Regions from separate parts of the Homo sapiens genome. Here region 1 is linked to region 2. A link is a contact called in ENCODE Hi-C or POLR2A ChIA-PET data. All regions are on one chromosome and are shown on one strand. The core of a region is the stretch at or near the end of the contact, and the rest is flanking DNA. Distances in the headings are between cores, read along the strand shown.

Region 1 (4,173 bases), core at 1,262-3,761, 33 kb before region 2:
CGTAGAAAATTAGACACTTCTGGGCAACCTACACCATCATGTTTATTTTCTATTTGCTCTTAGATTGAAGTGCCCGGTTTTGCTCTTCTTCAGAGCAAACTGTGGGATTATTCCTGTTAATAATTTGGATCCTTGCAATTTCTAAAAGGCTTATAACTTAGGGTTTAGAGAACAGTTATGAGGCATTCTCATTGCTAAATCATGCTCTGGGGAAGTCTGCCATTTAATATGTCATAGACTAGGGCTACCTAGTTGTTACTGATGGTGTTTGAGCTGAAGAAAATGCGTGTGTGTTTCTGTAAGGTAAGAGGAGCTTGACATTCACTAAGGAGATAATGAGGCATTGACAGGCTGTTTTGTAAGAGTTGAGATTGTTTGCTTCATTAATAGGGGTTTTTGAAGATCCAAGTTTTCTCCTTTCTGGCTAGTAATAATTGTGTAGTATTTCCCCTTTAATTGATATGACTTCATCCTTAAAGAAAGATAATAAAATCACTTCCTAGAGGCTTACTCCTTTTTCAGCTTTTGCCTTCCTGCTGGCAAAAGTATCTTGTTTTGGCCAGGCGTAGTGGCTCATGCCTGTAATCCCAGCACTTTGGGAGGCCAAGGCAGGCAGATCTCTTGAGCTCAGGAGTTCAAGACCAGCCTGGGCAACATAGGGATCCCCCATCTCTACAAAAAATATGAAAATTACCTGAGCATGGTAGCACACGCCTATAGTCCCAGCTACTTGGGAGGCTGAGGTGGGAGGATTGCCTGAGCCCGGGAGGTTGAGGACGCAGTGAGCCATGATCACGCCACAGCACTCCAGCCTGGGCAGTAGGGTGAGTCCCTGTCAAAAAAAAAAAGTATCTAATTTTACCCCCTTCTCTGATAGTTATTTTACTGTAAAATTTAACCTTTTTGCAGTATGTTCAACTTCTTGGTACGATGTAGAAAGAACATTGGATGTGAAATGTTGTATGATACATGTATATATCACTGTACAAAATGAGATATATTACATGATTGTGGAAGATTGCAGCTTCCATGGTGTTCACTTAGTCTGTTTACATTCATTATTTTTTAAAATGATCTTTTTTTTTTTTTTTTTTTTGGGAGACGGAGTTTCATTCTTGTTGCCCAGGGTGGAGTCCAATGGTGTGGTCTCGGCTCACTGCAACCTTTGCCTCCTGGGTTCAAGCAATTCTCCTGCCTCAGCCTCCCGAGTAATGCCCACCACCACGCCTGGCTAATTTTTGTATTTTTAATCGAGATTGAGTTTCACCATGTTGGCCAGGCTGGTCTTGAACTCCTGACCTCAGGTGATCTGCCTGCCTCGGCCTCCCAAAGTGCTGGGATTATAGGCATGAGCCACTGTGCCCAGCCGCTAATTTTTGCATTTTTAGTAGAGACTGGGTTTCACCATGTTGGCCAGGATGGTCTCGATCTCCTGGCCTCCCAAAATGCTGGGATTACAGGCGTGATGTTTCTTTTTTTTTAAATTGACACCCCTCCCTCTTTTATCAACAGCTTTTCCTTTCATTTTGTAGTCATATTTTCCCAGATCTTTATTTTATTTTATTTTACTTTTCATTTAAAGCCTCAGATGTTTTTCTTAGCCGCTGCTGAATCCTGAAACTCTTGCCGCAGGTTGACGGGGAGTTGGCTTTTAAAGATTTAAGTTTGGATGACTTCTTGTGAGTTCTGTCTAATAAAGAGTGCAGGGCTGGGCTTTGGCAGGAGAATAGAACATATTTCCTTGATGGGTATAATTCATTCACAAACCAAATTTCAGGTACTAAAAATAACAATTTCACATCTGCTGGGTTTTATTGGGGTCAGGAAAATGTCTTCTCTTAGAAGTTAAGTTGAATGTGATACCAGGGTTGGTTTGCCAAGGGTGTCACTAAACTTGGAGTCAGATTGCTGAGAGCTAATTTGTTAAAAAGTTGTGTTTTAGAGCAGTACATTTGGACATTAATGAAAAGTAGGTTTAGATGATTTAAATGTCTTACCAGTTATCATTTTTGTGCAAAAGGTCATATGAAAGAATTTTCTATTTTAAGATTATATTTTATCAAATATAATGTTGAATGTTTCTGCGTCTTTTGTCTTTCCCTAGTATTATACTTGTTTCTCTTTTTAATTTAAAAAATTTATTTTCTAGAGATATCAGCACAGAAAGATATACTTGTTTCTTAGGGTGTTTGGTGCTTTTTAAATGGTTATTTCAGTTTAAGTAGGAAAGATCTCATTTAAAATCTAAGTGCTTTGAGGGGGCTGGGTGCAGTGGCTCATGCCTGTAATCCCAGCACTTTGGGAGGCCAAGGCGGGTGGACTGCCTGAGCTCAGGAGTTCGTGACCAGCCTGGACAACATGGTGAAACCCCGTCTCTACTAAAATACAAAAAATCAGCCGGGCATGGCGGCGCGCACCTGTAGTCCCAGCTAGTCAGGAGGATGAGGCAGGAGAATTGCTTGAACCCTGGAGGCAGAGGTTGCAGTGAGCCGGGATCGCACCACTGCACTCCAGCCTGGGCAACAGAGCTAGATTCCGTCTCAAAAAAAAAAAATCTAAGTGCTTTGATTTGAAAATCAGTGGGATATGAGAAGACAGTCTTCAGACCTTTTCCATTGCTCCTATTTATTCATTCCAGTGGCTTTCTCTTTATAAATGACGTCATTGTTAAATCACGTTGCCTTGTGTAATGGGGCCATTTTAGTTCTTAATTAAATAACAAGAGTGCCTTCTGTTTCAGAAACGTTTAGTATCTGTTCTATCTCCCTTTCCCTTTGTTTCATTTTGTAAAGTAGCATGTAAACGTGCAACTAATAATTCTGCTCATGACTTGCTTTTTTTTACCCTCTTTGAAAATGTTTTAAAATGTAAGATGAACATCTGTAGGAAAGTTATTATATCATGCTTTTTAAGTTACTTTTTGGGTGTCTGTCAACTTTAGTAGATAATAATTAGTTGAGTTTTTTCATTTTACTATTTAATAGAAAAGCAAGCACATTATTTTTCATATTTCTTACAGAAAGTGTTACAATAGTATTATTATCCTTTTCTTTAACATTTAGCAGTATGCAGGGCCTGGTATGCTAAAGGATTACTTTAAAATATATTTGCCCACACTGTGATATGACTATATTGTTAATACTGTGTTAGACTTTAAGAATTATTTCCCTTAGAAGACTGAGAACTTTTTTTTTTTAAGTAATGTCTTTTTTTTTTTTTTTTTTTTTGAGACGGAGTCTCGCTCTGTTGCCAGGCTGGAGTGCAGTCTCCACCTCCTGGGTTCAAGCGATTCTCCTCCTTCAGCCTCCCGAGTAGCTGGGACTACAGGCGTGTGCCACCAGGCCTAGCTAATTTTTGTATTTTTAGTAGAGACGGGGTTTCCCCATGTTGGCAAGGATGGTATCCATCTCTTGACCTTGGTTTCCACCCGCCTCGGCCTCCCAAAGTGCTGGGATTACAGGTGTGAGCCACTGCGCCCAGCCTTTTTTTAAGTAATTTCAACTTTTATTTTGTTTGTTATATGATCTTGAGATTTGGGATACAAATGATCTTGTTACCCGGGTCCGGTCATGAGCATAGCAACCCAACAGTTTTTCCAACATTACCCCCGACCCTCCCCTATCTAGTAGTCCCCGGTGTCTATTGTTGCCATCTGTATGTCCATGAATACTCAATGTTTAGCTCCCACTTACAAGTGAGAACATGCAGTATTTTGTTTTCTGTTCCAGCGTTTATTCACTTACGATAATGGCTTCCAGCTGCATCCAGACATGGATGCAAAAGATATGATTTCATTCTTTTTTATGGCTATCCTGAAAAACGTTTCTGTAGAAAGTTTCTAAGTGTATCTTTGAGTTGGTTGCAAATCTGTGCTGTAATTTGGATTTGTCCTTTTGTTCCAGTGTTTTTTGGACTCTGAATGGCTTGTGGAAATTGGGCAATATGACTTGTTTGACAACTTTGGATGTGCATATCTAATTTATTATGAATCCTCCTTCTCACCTATATACAAAATAAATAATTTAACCACTTAGAAGAAGGAGTTTTTTGTTTTTTTGAGACGGAGTCACGCTCTTGTGACAGAGGCTGGAGTGCAGTGGCGTGATCTCGGCTCACTGCAACCTCTGCCTCCCAAGTTCAAGTGATTCTCCTGCCTCAGCCTCCTAAGTAGCT
Region 2 (4,260 bases), core at 1,761-4,260:
AGTAGCTGGAAGCACAACATTCCATCTCACTGGCAAGGCCCTGCAGACTCCTGGAAGGGTCCAAAGAAGGATGGGCGGCTATCTCGAGCCCTGGTCATTCCTCCCGCTGCTGTTTCACAACTACTGGAACTTTTACTATCTCTTCCTTTCATGCAGGTTTCCCAGAAGAAAGACCCCAGAATCAAAAAGTCAGTACTCAAGCTGGGCGCAGTGGCTCCCGTCTGCAATCCCGGCACTTTGGGAGGCCGAGGGGGGCGGATTACCTGAGGTCAGGAGTTTGAGACCAGCCTGGCCAACATGGCGAAACCCCGTCTCTACTAAAAATACAAAAATTAGCCGGGCGTGGTGGTATGCGCCTGTAGTCCCAGCTACTCAGGAAGCTGAGGCCGGAGAATCGCTTGAACCCGGTAGGCAGAGGTTGCAGTGAGCCGAGATCGCACCACTGCACTCCAGCCTGGGTGACAGAGCGAGACTCCGTCTCAAAAAAAAAAAAAAAAAAAAATGTCGGTACTCAGACTGTCCTCCCTGGTCTAAGCCAGATCATTCCAAGAAAGGGTTTCCAGGAAGCCACTAGGGGGACAGAAAGCTAGGGAAACAGAGAACAAGTCCCCTCTGACTCTTAATTCTCAAGGAGCCAGTGGCTCACAGGTGTGGAAGTGATTACCTATTTCTGTTGTTTCTTACTCTGGGAAAGAGTCTGGTGGAGTTGGACTCCTCTGTCTCTACTGCAGAACAAGCCATAGCCCTCTCCTCCCAACTCCATGCTGAAACTCTCCACATCCTGTGCCCGCCCTTCACATTTTATAGTCCCTGAAGCTTAGTAAATGTAGGAGGTATACTATATGTATTAGTCATCAGAGGAGGTACTTTCTGCCCTCTCACCGCAGCAGGGAATTTCTCCTCTGCTGACCTCTGGTGGTGATAGTTTGAACTGTACCCTCCCTTTTTAGTTAGTGGCCTGTTGGCAGGTAATGATGCATATTTTCTCAACAATTTAAATTCAAATGTCCAAGTATAGTATTAAGTGGTAATTTTTTTTCATTGTTGAATTTTGTACGTCTTTCAGGCAGTATAGTGTAATACAAAGAATAGAGCCGGCCGGGTGCGGTGGCTCACGCCTGCAATCCCAGCACTTTGGGCGGCCGAGGCGGAGGGATCACGAGGTTAAGAGATCGACCCCTTCGGCCGGGCGCAGTGGCTCACGCCTGTAATCTCAGCACTTTGAGAGGCCGAGGCGGGCGGATCACGAGGTCAGGAGATCAAGACCATCCTGGCTAACACGGTGAAAACCCGTCTCTACTAAAAATACAAAAAATTAGCCGGGCGTGGTGGCGGCCGCCTGTAGTCCCAGCTGCTCGGGAGGCTGAGGCAGGAGAATGGCGTTAACCCGGGAGGCAGAGCTTGCAGTGAGCCGAGATCGCGCTACTGCACTCCAGCCTGGGCGACAGAGCAAGACTCCATCTCAAAAAAAAAAAAAAAAAAAAAAAGATCGACCCCATCCTGGCCAACATGGTGAAACTCCGTCTCTACTAAAAGTACAAAAATAATAATAAAAATAAGACTAGAACCTGGACTTTGGAGTCAGACCTGCCTAAGTTCAAATTCCAGCTCTGCTATTTCCTAGCTGAATGACTTTGGGCGACTTACGTAAGTTCAGTTTTCTTACCTATAAAATGGAAATAATAAAAATAATAGGCCAGGCACAGTGGCTCACACTTGTAATCCCAGCACTTTGGGAGGCCAAGGCGGGCAGATCACGAGGTCACGAGATCGAGACTATCCTGGCCAACATGGTGAAACCCTGTCTCTACTAAAAATACAAAAATTAGCTGGACATGGTGGTGCGTGCCTGTAATCCCAGCTACTCGGGAGGCTGAGGCAGGAGAATCGCTTGAACCAGGGAGTCAGAGGTTGCAGTGAGCCAAGATGGCACCACTGCACTCTAGCCTGGTGACAGAGCGACACTCGGTCTCAAAAAATAAATAAATAAAATAATAATAATAAATATTTCAGGGGAGAATTAGATGAGATGATTGTAAAATGCATAGCCCTAGCTGTGCCCCAGCACATAGTAGGTGCTTGATAAGAAATTTGTTACCTCCTTAATAATGGGTATTTGTTCAGCCTGTGAACCAATGTGTTTTTTTTTTTTAAGTAAAATCCACGGCTAGGCATGGTGGCTCACGCCTATAATCCCAGCACTTTGGGAGGCCGAGGCGGGCAAATCACCTGAGGTAAGGAGTTCGAGACTAGCCTGGCTGACATGGTGAAACCCCGTCTCTACTAAAAATACAAAAATTAGCCAGGTGTGGTGGCAGGCGCCTGTAATCCCAGCTACTCAGGAGGCTGAGGCAGGAGAATAGCTTGAACCCAGGAGGCGGAGGTTGCAGTGAGCTGCGATCGTGCCACTGCACTCCAGCCTGGGGGAGAAGAGCGAGACTCCGTCTCAAAAAAAAAAAAAAAAAAATCCACATAGCAAAATTTACCATTGTTACTGTTTTCAATGTGTTTTTTAAAAATTCAGGTAAGTTTTGTATACTTTCTGATTCTTAAGTTGGAAAACAAGGTAACCTCTAATATGGGCTGTGAGGCCTTCCTCTGCCCAAGCAGTTGCAGATATGAACCCTGAATATAAAGAGATCTTAGGCTAGAAAGGATCTTGGGCAGAGCTGAATGGCTCTAAGCATTTGACCTCACATTGGTTTCCTCCTGAGAAGAGTCAACAGAGTCCAGCATCTTCTTCCAAGGTCAGGGAAGGGCAAAGATTTGAAATTAGGCATCACTGGGTTCTCAGCTGGGCCTCCAAGTTCCCCTCCTCTCACTATGCAGAGCAAAGAGGAGGTTGCAGAAGAGAAGAGGATATGAGATTGGTTCTCTGCTCCTCCCTTTCTTTCCCTGCTTTCCCCACACCCACCCTCTCCCCCACAGCAGCCTTCTCCCCCACAGAGGCTGGGATAGGATGAGGGGGGCGGAGTTGGGGACTGAGGGATCAGAAGCCCCAGGATGCCCTGTATCTGAAGAAAGATTTGGCCAGGGGCAGCTGTGCTGGCTTATGCTCTTCTCCTTCTGCTGCTGCCATCCTCCAGCAAGATGCTAGGGTCTTTGGGGCTTTGGGCATTACTTCCCACAGCTGTGGAAGGTAAGTGTCTACAGGGAGGGGAAGGGTCTCTCCATCCATCCAGCAAGGGAAAGGGGCGCTTGAAGCAAGAGCCACCCCTTTGGAAGAGTGGTGAGTGGGCTGGGTGAGTAAGGGTGAAGGATAGAGCCATGTGTCCCCATGGCAGGGCTCAGGTTCCAGGCCTCTGCTGACCCTGCTTCCTCCTGTGGCTTTACCATACTGACGCTGGGATGTGGAACATGTTTTGTCTATTCTTTTGGCCAGTTTTTTGCCTCTGCATTCACTCCCACCTTGAATCTTTTCCTTTCCCCACCCTGGGCCTCAGCACCCCCAAACAGGCGAACCTGTGTGTTCTTTGAGGCCCCTGGAGTGCGGGGAAGCACAAAGACACTGGGAGAGCTGCTAGATACAGGCACAGAGCTCCCCAGAGCTATCCGCTGCCTCTACAGCCGCTGCTGCTTTGGGATCTGGAACCTGACCCAAGACCGGGCACAGGTGGAAATGCAAGGTGAATGGCAAAGTATATGGCAGGTGATGGCTAGGGTGGGAGACAGACACATCCTGGGGTGTGGGTGGCAACCAAGGGGGAAGGGGAGAAATAGAACATCTGGTGGGAAAGAAAAGCCCATGAGAGCTGGAAGGGACGCCTCTGATAGAGAAGGGATTTACCCTCTGTTTCCACACCCCATTGTGCTTTCTTCCTTGCCCCCCCTTTCTCTCCTCTTCCCCTAATCCCATCCCATCAGGATGCCGAGACAGTGATGAGCCAGGCTGTGAGTCCCTCCACTGTGACCCAAGTCCCCGAGCCCACCCCAGCCCTGGCTCCACTCTCTTCACCTGCTCCTGTGGCACTGACTTCTGCAATGCCAATTACAGCCATCTGCCTCCTCCAGGGAGCCCTGGGACTCCTGGCTCCCAGGGTCCCCAGGCTGCCCCAGGTAGCCACCCAAGGGTACTGAAGCCTGATGGGGGCTGGGGCCCAGGTTAGGATGAGAGGTGGAACCAGGGCCAGTTCTCACCCTACTCCCGCCCCACGCTTTCCTCCTCCTGGCCTTGGGAAGTTGGTTGCCCTGGTGACTGGGAGATAAGGGGTCTTGTGACCAGGGTGGGGGTGGGTTGAGACGCAAGCTCTCAGGAGGGGA

What was found. A loop is a pair of places that touch in the nucleus more often than their neighbours do. ChIA-PET counts read pairs that join two places held with the same protein, here RNA polymerase II (POLR2A). Pooled maps may share reads with other maps.
Region 1: a map of ascending aorta shows a loop between it and region 2 (3-fold over the local background). The contact joins the enhancer-like site here to the promoter of AMHR2 in region 2. A Hi-C loop is called at or near these places in 24 of 168 maps with a recorded cell type or tissue (CD14-positive monocyte, CD4-positive, alpha-beta T cell, CD4-positive, alpha-beta memory T cell and 19 more), 30 of 37 single-sample maps with no recorded cell type and 28 of 50 pooled maps. POLR2A ChIA-PET finds 5 or more read pairs at or near these places in 37 of 52 experiments (A549, A673, B cell and 30 more).

The regions. Positions count from the first base shown.
Region 1 is chr12:53,388,141-53,392,313 of GRCh38, forward strand. All of the region lies in intron 3 of SP1 (Sp1 transcription factor), which reads left to right. Among named protein-coding and RNA genes, the nearest start is that of SP1, 10 kb to the left of the region's middle. Within about 2 kb of position 2,512, at least 3 of the 41 ENCODE cell types and tissues checked have a DNase peak (open chromatin) inside an H3K27ac peak, as active enhancers do; they include A673, where a contact is called at or near this core.
Region 2 is chr12:53,420,845-53,425,104 of GRCh38, forward strand. It overlaps AMHR2 (anti-Mullerian hormone receptor type 2), which reads left to right and starts at 3,011. Exons shown (of 11, transcript NM_020547.3): 1 at 3,011-3,139; 2 at 3,444-3,626; 3 at 3,865-4,056. The coding sequence starts at 3,091. RefSeq lists an enhancer at 329-895 and a cis regulatory region at 580-1,098.